Linked DNA regions of Mus musculus: region 2 is linked to region 1. The links are chromatin contacts, found by Hi-C or POLR2A ChIA-PET in ENCODE. All regions are on one chromosome and are shown on one strand. Each heading gives the region's core, a stretch centred on a gene start or an enhancer-like site at or near the end of the contact. The rest is flanking DNA. Distances are from core to core; before and after follow the strand shown.

Region 1 (5,559 bases), core at 1,900-4,399:
CTTTGGGTTTCCTTCACTACCTCAAGTTTAAAAATGCATTCCCTCATTCATGCTCCTAGAACAAAGGCAATATAAAGCCTCAGATAACATTTTAAGCCCTTGAGGTTGTCTTGATGGAGACTACTCACCTTTGTCCTATAGCAAGGCAGCCAGAGTCCTAACATGTTTCTATGCTACTGCCTTTCCGCCAGCCTCCACTCTAGGCTCTTTTCTTTACCCACATTCTACCTCTGATTCTCCTGGAGCATCTTTTGATATGCAGTGTAATGTCACCCTCAGTGAGACAACACAGCCACCAGAACTCTGGATACAGAACTCTATGTAACAAATGAATAGTTATGTGGGCACAAAGTTAACTGTAAACTTGCTAAGATGTCCACACACACAGGTTTATCAAACCAGGCCTTCTTGGGGGCTCATGTCATCTTCGCAGTCTCACAAGCCTCTACATGTACAAAGAATAAACCCAAGGTGTAGGTCGGGAGAACATTCACAGTGCGTGCTGGGCTCAGGTTCTACCTACAAACTGACATAGCTGCTCCATCCTTCTTGCTCCAAATTCCTCATGAAGTTCTCCCTGCCTAGAGTCCCTAACTGCTCCTCCCCACATCCACTTCACCACTGGGGTCATCACATCACCATCACCTCTGCTTCTTTTCAGGTGGCACAGCAGCCCTCAGTCAACTGTTTGGGATCCATCTCCTCCTCTACCTGCCCTGCTCTGCTCTGAACACAGAAGAGGTATGGGGCCCAAGGACTAAGTAGAAGCACACATAAGCCAATAGCCTAATCAGTGGAGGACCCTGTCAGCCCCTAGGAATAGGAAAGAACCATGTGCCCCCATTTCCTTTACCTAAAAAGAAAACTCCTATGGCAAGAGGAGGCAACCTGAACAGCCAGACCCCCCCCCCTTCAAAATAAACCTCTGGGTGTCAGGACCAGGGGAATAAGACCACCTTGAGAATCTCAAATGAGCTCTACTCCTAAGCATGCTTTACTTGTTCTACCTGGCCCTAGACCTGGTTACACTGCTACAGGGACTTACTAGGCAGAAAGAAGACCTAGGGAGACCAAATAGCCTGAATGAAGTCACACTCCCAGTACAAATAAGACAGAGATTGTGGCACACCACGATGCAGAATGACCCCACCATTTCATGGCTGCCCAAAACTTCCCTTGGATGGGTTTTCCTGGACTCCAGCCTGCAGATTTCAGGAGACAAAGAAGTATGGGTCAAGCAAGTATTAAGGGCTACATTCTAGGCCTGAATACTGAAACTGAGAGAAGTGGATGGGTGGACAGCTGAGCTAGGAGAATCCAAAAAAAAATCCTCATTGCAGCTCTTGCCTTAGCAGAAAACAAGTCCACCTTCTCAGGCCCTGTAAACCTTTTCTAACCACTAGGATCTGATGATGATGAACACTAATCTCACTGGGACGTCAGAAATTAATCACTCAGTCTCCCCTGTACTCACAGATATTAACATAAATTACAAAAAAATACAAATGACCTTTAAAAGAATGCAAAAGCACACACAATGGATCATTATTAAAAGAGTTGCTTTCTGTAATCTCTGCCAAGAATATGCCCTATATTCTCATATGACGCGACACAGAGTCGAAGTCGAACAGATGTCCTAAACAAACTGACCAGGGTTGCCAAAAACAAACAAACAAACAGACAAACTCAAATTCACAGACCCAAACATCAAGATAAACAAAGGCTCACTTCGATATTGGGCCTTATTCTGGCTCCAGAGCAGGAGAGAAAACCTCCACAGGATACTGCCAGAATGTGGAAGGAAGATCTTGTAACATTCACTGTGGACTCTGAGAGGCTGGCTGAGATACAAAGCAACATAAGGGAGGGGAGGGCTGAGCATGGAAGCAGTGGAGGAGGAAAAAAGAAAAGGCAAGGAAATGGGACAACACTAACCAACTCTGCACAAACAGTAGGAAGGACTTCTACGACCTTGGAAAGCCAGCCCGCAGTGGTCCACAACACCTCTTACCTGCCCCTCATAGAGTAGTACTGGGAAAACTAATGTCCTTTGCTCCTCTCCAAGCCCTCTCGGTCAGGACAGCACCTAAAACACCATTTTCACGCCTCTTCCGTGAAAGGGGTCCCTACACAGAAGCCCAAAAGTGTTCTCTACCCCCATAACAGAATGGACCCCTGCATTCTAAAGCCCCGTGTTACCCCTCAGTCCAGTGGAATCTCTCCTAGAAACCTCCCCCACTTTCCTACTCTCCCACCCCCATGGATCTACGGATACCCTCAACCCTGCCTCTCCAGGACACAAAGACAGGGGTCCCCAAACCCTCCTTGGCCTTTATACGCTCATCTTTCCCCTCTGTGGACTTCCCATCCCTACCAAACCCTGCACCCACCTTCACCTAATGCCCTCCTCTCTTCCTCAGCAGCATTCTCCCACCCTGAAGGGTCCGGTGGACTCTACCCCAAACTGCATCTAAGAAGCAGTAGCACTGGGCCTTCACCCAGTCAGGATCTCTTAACCTCGCCCCCTGTCCGTTGCACACCTGGAAACCACAACCCAAGACCCTCGCACATCCCACCTGTCCTCCAGATACCTCTTTCCGACACAATACTAACGTACTGCGTTACCGAGCCACAATCCCGGGAACACGTGGTACTTCCCACTCCACACGTTAGAGCCACACCCCCAATCCTGCCTCATCCCACGCCTCACTCACACGGTGCCCGCTCTACACGCTGGCATTGCTACAGTCGCCTACAGCGCTCTTGGGCCACACCCCCACCCAAAAGCCTGCTCAGTCCTGCTCTCTCAGCCTCAAATTCAAACGCAGCCAAGGCCACATCCCAAGGCCACATCCCCACGCAAGAGCTTTTAGCTCCCCTCCGCGGCATAGCACCTGCGGCGACACTGCCACGGTGGGACACCCCCCCTCCCCAGGGTCTCTGCTCCTGGCTCAACCCACACTAGGCAGGTCCATCCCTCCGCCCGACCCTGTACACCAGCCAAACACCTACGGCCCCGCGTAGAAGGCTGCCAGGCGGCCCGACCCACCTGCTGCGCAGCGATGCCCCTCTCACTTGCGCAGTCTCGAACACCGAGCGCCGATGGCGGCCCGCTGCAATACGCGTGCGCGGCCTGCAGCGCCGTAAACTGCGACCCCCAGCGTGCCGCGGGGCCGTTCGCCAGACCTGGGCGGGGCGAAGCTGCTGTGACCGCACCGCCAGTCAATCAGAAAAGGCTGTCTCCGCTTCGCCTCCACGTGCGCCCGCGTCACTTCCGATGCCATGGCAACGGAGTAAACAATCGTACATTCCCACCCCCCCCACCCCCACCCACCCCCAAAAAGGAACCTAGGACCACCAGAACCTGAGAGGCGGAGACAAAGACTGAAATACACAGGCTTAAGAAACAAAAACTCTCAGGCACCTTGAGACCCAAAGACAGTAAAGATCTAGTCTACAAGTCCAGAGATGAGACAGAGAAACTGAGGAGATGGAGACTTAAAATGGGGATCCTGCACAAATGAAGACTCAAGACCATGAACAGTCAAGAAACAAGTGCGCAGACCTACTGTGGGCAGACAGAGCTAAAAACCCCACAACCCTGAGGCAAGGCTTCAGAGAGGGAGAGACTGGGAGGAAGGCACTGAACAGACTGGCTGAAAACAGTTAAGGTTTCAGAGAGTAAACTGAATTCAAACACCTCACCAGATTTTTGGTAGATTTGATTGAGCAACAAGACAAAAAGGAAGAAGAGGAGGCTGCTCCTGCAGAGATGGGAAGGAAGCTGCTTTCCACAGCAGAGCTTCTGAAAGCCAGTTTGTTCGTCTGACATGGTTTTTAAAATGTGTAGCTGAACTGCTTACCACCGAAAACGTTTTTATTCCTTATTTACACACACAAAAAACACTTTATTCTGTTCTGATAATTTTAACTAATACCACGATCAAGATGGTTTCACTACTCCTTTTTAACAATCACATCACCACCACCTCTGACCTCTGTTGTGTGGGCCCCCAGTGCAGATTCGTTCCTATGGATTTCATATAAATATAATCTTATAGTACAGTGCCTTTTGAGATGTCTTTCGCTGTATGTAATTCCTTTGGAATCCATTAGTATGTGTGAGTTTGTTCCTTGTTACTGCTTAAAGTTTAGTAATATACAAGTTTAAACATTCACCAGTTAGGCTGTAGGCTTGCTTCCAATTTTTTGATATTTAATAAATGCTATGAAAATTCATGTTCACGTTTTTGTGTGAACATTACTCACGACACAGTTGCTATGTCATATAGTAAGCATGAGCTTAATGTGAAAAACTAAACCAATGGAAAACTGCCATGCCCTTTTCTAGAGCTGTGCCGTTTTACACTTAACCACCAGTGTATGTATGAGTCCATTTTTCCACAGTCTTGCCAGTTTGGGTGGTTATCAGTCTTTTGGCTGTCCTGAGTATACTTATCATATTGTAGTTTAGTTCCATTTCCCTAATGGCCAATAATGTTGAACGTATTTTCATGGTTATTTGCCATCTATGTATCCTCTTAAGGATCTATTGATTTGTTTCACCCATTTTCAATTTTTTGTTGTTGTTTGTTTGTTTGTTTGTTTGTTTGAGCCAGGGTTTCTCTGTGTAGCCCTCGCTGTCCTGAAACTCACTCTGTAGACCAGGCTGGCCTCAGACTCACAGAGATCTGCCTACCTCTGTGTCTTAGTCAGGGTTTCTATTCCTGCACAAACAGCATGACCAAGAAGCAAGTTGGGGAGGAAAGAGTTTATTCGGCTTACACTTCCATGCTGCTGTTCATCACCAAAGGAAGTCAGGACTGGAACTCAAACAGGTCAGGGAGCAGGAGCTGATGCAGAGGCTATGGAGGGATGTTACTTACTGGCTTGCTCAGCCTGCTCTCTTATCCAACCAAGACTACCAGCCCAGAGATGGTCCCACCCACAAGGGGCCTTTCCCACTTGATCACTAATTGAGAAAATGCCTTACAGCTGGATCTCATGGAGGCATTTCCTCAACTGAAGCTCCTTTCTCTGTGGTAACTCCAGCTGTGTCAAGTTGACACAAAACTAGCCAGTACACTCTGCTTTCTAATTGCTGAGATTAAAGGCATGTGACACTACCACCTAGCCTACTTTCTAGTTTTTAAATGAACATTGTGTTCCAAAAGATCTTTATTTTTACCCAGATAGAGTCTGCAAATCCTTTCTCCCAGTATATTGCTTTATATGTCCCTACCATAACCTTTAACCAAAGGATTTTAAATTAGATGTGCAATTCATGAGCTATATCCATGTGCCTAGTTGTCAAGTTTAACAACCCATGCTGAGTCCTAAGCCCTGAATGTTTTCTCCTATATTTTTTCTGAATGTTTTATAGTTTTTACCTGTTATATTTAAGCCCATCATAAATTTTTTAGTTAATTTTGTATATTAGAAAGTTTATGTTGAAGTCCATCCCCATCCCTCAACCACAGGTTTGGGGTAACTTTTCTTCTGACAGCTCACCTTCCCAACACCAAACAATTCTCCAAAGCTAACTACGTATCCACAATC
Region 2 (5,559 bases), core at 1,583-4,082, 38 kb after region 1:
AAAAAAAAAAACTTAACTATATCCCTTCAGAGGATAAACTACATGGTACACCCACATAGCCAGGTTTTTGTTATTGTTGATTTAAGTGTGCTGACCAGGGTCAGACCTATTTGCCTACTCACCAGCTGATGGTATATTCATTAAGAGTTCAGAAGAAAAATTAACAGTTGCCAGGCTGTGCCGAGCTTGTGTAGAAACTGCTCATCTCTCAAGTGCTGGGATGGCAGGCACCATCGCCATGTCTAACAAGAGACATGCATAGTTCTTTTACTGCTTTTTCAGATGAGAAAAATATTCTAATTCCTAATTCACACACATTCTCACATTCACATTTATAAGAGGATGCAGAAAAGACTTATGGGGCAGGGGTCTCCATAAACCTTAGAATGGCTAAAATCATGTAGCTCAAGGACAATGACTGCCCAGCATACACAAGGTGTTAGTTCAAAACCAACCCCCCACACACACAGGGTGCCAGGGGGCGGGGGGCACAGGGGAGACGGAGAGAGAGGTCTTAAGGTAAAATACTGAGCTAAGAAAAGATATAAAGCAAAATACAGAACTAAGGAGTTATCCAAGTTACCAGGGTAAAGAACTTCTCTAAAAGACTGTAAGTATAAAACATACCAAAAGAAAAAAAGAAAAAGAAACATCTAACAATTTGAAAACGAGGAAAAACCAGGAATATTGGGCATTTAAAAATCAAAACAGTAACAAAGAATTTAAAGTAGCAACCCCAAGAATGATTTACTAATAACAGCAAGCACTTTAACCACATGACCAAAAATTGACCACTACCAACTTTACGTGTTTTACTTATGTGATTATCTGCAAGGCAAGAAAAGGATTGTCAGTGAACTAAACAAAGGCACACCCCACAAGATAACACCCTATGTCTTGTAAGAAACATCCATCAAAACATTACAAAATTGGTCTGGTGAGATGGCTCAGCGGGTAAGAGCACTGACTGCTCTTCCAAAGGTCCTGAGTTCAAATCCCAGCAATCACATGGTGGCTCACAACCACCCGTAATGAGATCTGACGCCCTCTTCTGCTGTGTCTGAAGCCAGCTACAGTGTACTTACATATAATAATAAATAAATCTTTGGGCCGGAGCGAGCAGAGTTGACCAGAGTGAGCAGGACAAAGGTCTTAAAAATTCAATTCCCAACAACCACATGAAGGCTCACAACCATCTGTACAGCTACAGTGTACTCACATACATAAAATAAATAAATCTTTTTTTAAAATTACAAAATTATCAAAGAGAAATAGCATTAATAGTTGAAGGTGATTGAAAAGACAAACTTAATGCCACACATGATCCTGGAATGAACCTTGGCACAATGCAGTTTTAAAAAAAATTTTTAAACTTATATATATATAAGTTATACAATGATTGGTCCCAATAACATTCTATCATAGATCAGGGTGGGGGCATGGAATTCCATGTCCTCTTGAGGATTAAACAGGCAGTTAAGGTTGTTGGCAGAGACTTTTGTTCTGAAACATTTCTTTTTACATATTGGTATATGTGTGTCCATATGAGTGAATGTCACCTATGTGTTGACACTCTCTAAAGCCAGAACAGTGCGTTGGATACCTGGGTAAATCCTTTGGAGCTGGACCTACAGGTGCTATAAGTCCCAAAGCTTGGGTGCTGGAAACCAAACTCAAGTCCTCTGAAGAGCAGCAAGTGCTCTTAACCACCGAGTCTCTCCAACCTCACAAGATTAACATTAATTTCATTCATGTGGCCACTGGGAGGATGGTAGGATACCCATTCTCCTTTGCTCATGGAAAAGGAAAAAAAAAAAAAGCAAGGTTCACATTTTAAAGAGAATCATCACTAAAGAATTTCAATGTGTAGTGTCAGAATATTCAAAGTATTACTTCTAGTAACCCAGCCCACACACACACTATCATGCCTGCCTGTGCTACATTCATTATGTGTGTAAACTATAGTGGGCATGTGTTTAAAAGAAAGGAAAAGCCAATGTAGCAAAATGTTAATACGTGATAACCCGGATGGTTTCGTCATTATCTATTAAATTATGCCTGCAATTTAGCTGTGGGTGTGAAATCTTTCAAATTAGAAGACTAGGAGAAGGCAGGGGGAGAATGGAGGAAAAGTTGTTGGAGGAGGATGAACAAAAGTGTGTTTTTCCAGGGAAATAAAACCATTGAAAACCAAGGAAGAAACAGCAAACTAGAGAAGGAACAAAGCAAAGGAGGGATGATACATGAACCTCCCTGGGGAGGGGAGGAGGGATAGTTAAATAGATGATGGATGGACGGATAGGCTGATTGATTGATTGATTGATTGACTGATTTTGCAAGTATCAACAGAGTTAAGGGAAAGCCACCTAGAAGATTCCATGGAAAACAGCCCCGTCGCTCATTGGAGTCTGGCAGCCAACTCAGCCTGAAACCGGCAAATAAGAAGGGCCGGGTGCCCAAAGGATCTCGGCAAAACCTCCGAGAACAGCGGGGCTCGAGACAAGGACGCCCTAAGTAACGAGCAGGAAAGAGGGACAGCCTCACCCGACAGCAGCGCGGAGAGCATCTACACCAGCCAGTCAGGGACCCCTCCGACCCGGGGGTGTACACACCCGCGGGGACAGCGATGTCCCCGCTCACACCCTCCGGGTGAGCCCGAAACTCCCACGGCCCGCGTGAAACCCAAACGCTCTGCACGCCACCCCTCCAGCACCCCTCGACTCCCTCCCGCAAGACACTCAGAGGGGAAGCTAAGGAACAGAAAGGCACCGAGGCGCGGAAGGACTCACTACAGGATGCCGGCGGCGGCCATGGTCGCAACAACTGCGCATGCGCAGATCCTGGTCCTGCGACGCGCACGCGTCCTAGAGGTTCAGTTGCTTCTGACTGCTGTGCACTCTGATCTGAGAGTCTTGCACCAGTACCTGCAGCTGCGGAGAGGCAGGAGCAAGGCATTGCGATCAGGAAGAAACGTCTCCTCACCTTTATTTATAGAATTATAACTAAGTTACTGATGACTCATGGATATTCATTTTCTACCACGATTCTGTCTTTTGAGAGGGTTGGCTCAGAGTATGAGAGTCCCCTACCTCAGCATCTCCAGGACTCTCCTGATGTTATAATTTTGTTCTAGAGCCTTATTTTTTATTTACTGCATAATTTAACAAAAACACGATTATAGGTGAAAAATACTAAAATTCAGCCAAATACACCTCTTTTCTTGACAATCATTAGTGGAAGTAAGCTATGTTTTTTTTTTTTTCCCCTTATGAGTGTTTTGCCTGCATGTATGTCTGCATCACATGCTGCAGTGCCCTCAAGACCAGAAAAAGGTGTCAGATTCTCGAGGGCTGGAATAACAGACAGTTGTAAGCTGTCTCTTAGTTGCTGTGAATTAATCTCCAATCTTCTGGAAGAACAATAAGTGCTCCAAGCCCGTGTCAAAGGTGTATTTCACCAATATCCTAGATGTTTCTGAACCCAGACAATTTGACAATGAAGATTAACCAACAAAAAAGTTACAACTAAATTTCTCCATTTTGAACACAAAAAAATAAAATGTTTTGTGTTTTGTTTTGTTGTTTTGTTTTGTTTTGTGTTTTGTGTTTTGTTGGTTTTTTGAGACAGGGTTTCTCTATGTAACCCTGGCTGTCCTGGAACTCACTCTGTAGACCAAGCTGGCCTCGAACTTTTGTTTTTAAGAAAACAGTACTGAAGAGATGGCTCAGCAGTTAAGAGCACTGGCTGCACTTCCAGAGGAGCAAGGTTTGATTACTAGCATCCACATGACAGCTCACAAAAGTCTGTAACTCCAGTTCCAGGGGATCTGTTGTCCTCTTCTTAAGTCTGCAGACACTGCCCATAAGTGGGTTACAGACAAACATACAGGAAAAAAAGCATCCATACACATAAAATAGAAATAAATAAGTCTCTTTAAAAAACAATAATACCAACAAAAGCAGATTAGAGTTGTAAATGGGAAAACAGAATCTGCTAAAAGGGACTGTTTAGGGTGATAAAAGATTTCTTCATTGGTTGTGCTGGTGGTTATAAAGCTGTGTTTGAAACACAGTGAACTGTTGGGCATGGTGGCACATCCCTTTAATCCCAACACTTAGGAGGCAGAGGCAGGTGGACCTCTGAGTTGGAGGCCAGTCTGGTCAACATAGTGAGGTTCAGATGAGCCAAAGCTCCAAAGTGAAACAGTGTTCAAAAACAAAACTTGATCGGGACACATGATGGTTCCTCGGGTAAAAGTGCTTTATGCAAACCTGACAAGGAGTTCCATTCCCAGAACCATATTTTAAAAAGGGGGTGGGGAGCCCAGGACAGTGTCACACATCTTTGTATGACTTCAGTACACCCACAGTTAGATGGGAAAGAGGACAGAAGCACCAGAAGTTCACAGGTCAGATAGCCTGCGTTTTCTGAGAAGACAGCTTCTTAAATGAGAAAGATGCAACAGCCCATGACTCGGTCTTCTATCCATATACAGATGAGGCATATACCTCTCTCTAAAATTGTACTGACTTCCCTATACAAGAAGGAAGGCACAAGTGAGGGTGCTTGAATCTCACTTAGAAGGGGGGATAAAATAGTCATAAGAAGCAGATGTAGGGAGGGAGGGGGAGGGAGAAGAGAAGGGGAAGGGAGGGGAAGGGGGTTCAGAATCAGGTGTAGGGAGGAACAGGTGCAATGAACATCTGTCTATGAGAATGAATGGAAATCTGCAACTGACAGTGGTGGGGAGGTAGGAAGCATCTCCAAGAAGAGATAAGGAAGGTACCCGAAAATCAATGAGGGTGACCTTAGCTATGACTCACAATGTGAAGGATATGGAACCAGAAGAGGCCACCTCCTATAGCCAAGCAGTAACCCCAATGGAGCAACAGGGACATCAACCCACCCACAAAACTTTCAACCAAAAATTTATAGTGTCTACAAGAAATGCAGAGACCCAGGGGTGGAGGGCAAGACTAAGGGAACAGCCAACCAATAACCAGTCCAACTTGAGACCCATCTTATGGGCAAGCACCAGTCCCTGTCACTATTAATAATACTGTTATGCTTACAAACAGGAGTCTGGCATGGCTGTCCTCTCAGAGGCTCCACCCAGGAGCTGACTCAGATACAGACACCCACAGCCCACCAGTGGATGAAGCTTAGGGACTCTTATGGAAGTATAGGAGAAAGGATTATGGCCTCTAAGGAGATAGGAACTCCACAGGAAGACCAATAGAGTCAACTAACCTGGACCCTCGGGGCTCTTAGAGACTGAACCACCAACCAAAGAACATAACAAGGCTGGGCCTAGGCCTTCCCACTCATTGGTAGCAGAGGTGCAGATTGACCTTCATATGGGTCTCAAACAACTGGAGCAGGGGTTATCCCAAAAGGTGTTGCCTGTACATGGAATATGTTCATCTAGCTGGACTGCCTTGTCTGGCCTCAGTGGTAGAGGTAGTGCCCAGCCTCACAGAGACTTGATGTACAAGGAGGGGGGCTACCCATGGGGGCCCTCACTTACTCAAAGGAGAAGGGGAAGGGGGAAGGATTGTA

Evidence for each region. Hi-C counts contacts between places; a loop is a spot of excess contacts on that map. ChIA-PET counts read pairs that join two places held with the same protein, here RNA polymerase II (POLR2A).
Region 2: a loop to region 1 is called in a map of left cerebral cortex, with 2.3 times the contacts of the local background. The contact joins the promoter of Zfp329 here to the promoter of Zscan18 in region 1. A Hi-C loop is called at or near these places in 2 of 37 maps with a recorded cell type or tissue (both left cerebral cortex). POLR2A ChIA-PET finds 5 or more read pairs at or near these places in 1 of 5 experiments (embryonic stem cell).

Annotation. Positions count from the first base shown.
Region 1 is chr7:12,777,523-12,783,081 of GRCm38, forward strand. Zscan18 (zinc finger and SCAN domain containing 18) reads right to left here and starts at 3,150. Exons shown (of 7, transcript NM_001017955.3): 1 at 3,050-3,150.
Region 2 is chr7:12,816,028-12,821,586 of GRCm38, forward strand. Zfp329 (zinc finger protein 329) reads right to left here and starts at 2,833. Exons shown (of 2, transcript NM_026046.3): 1 at 2,790-2,833.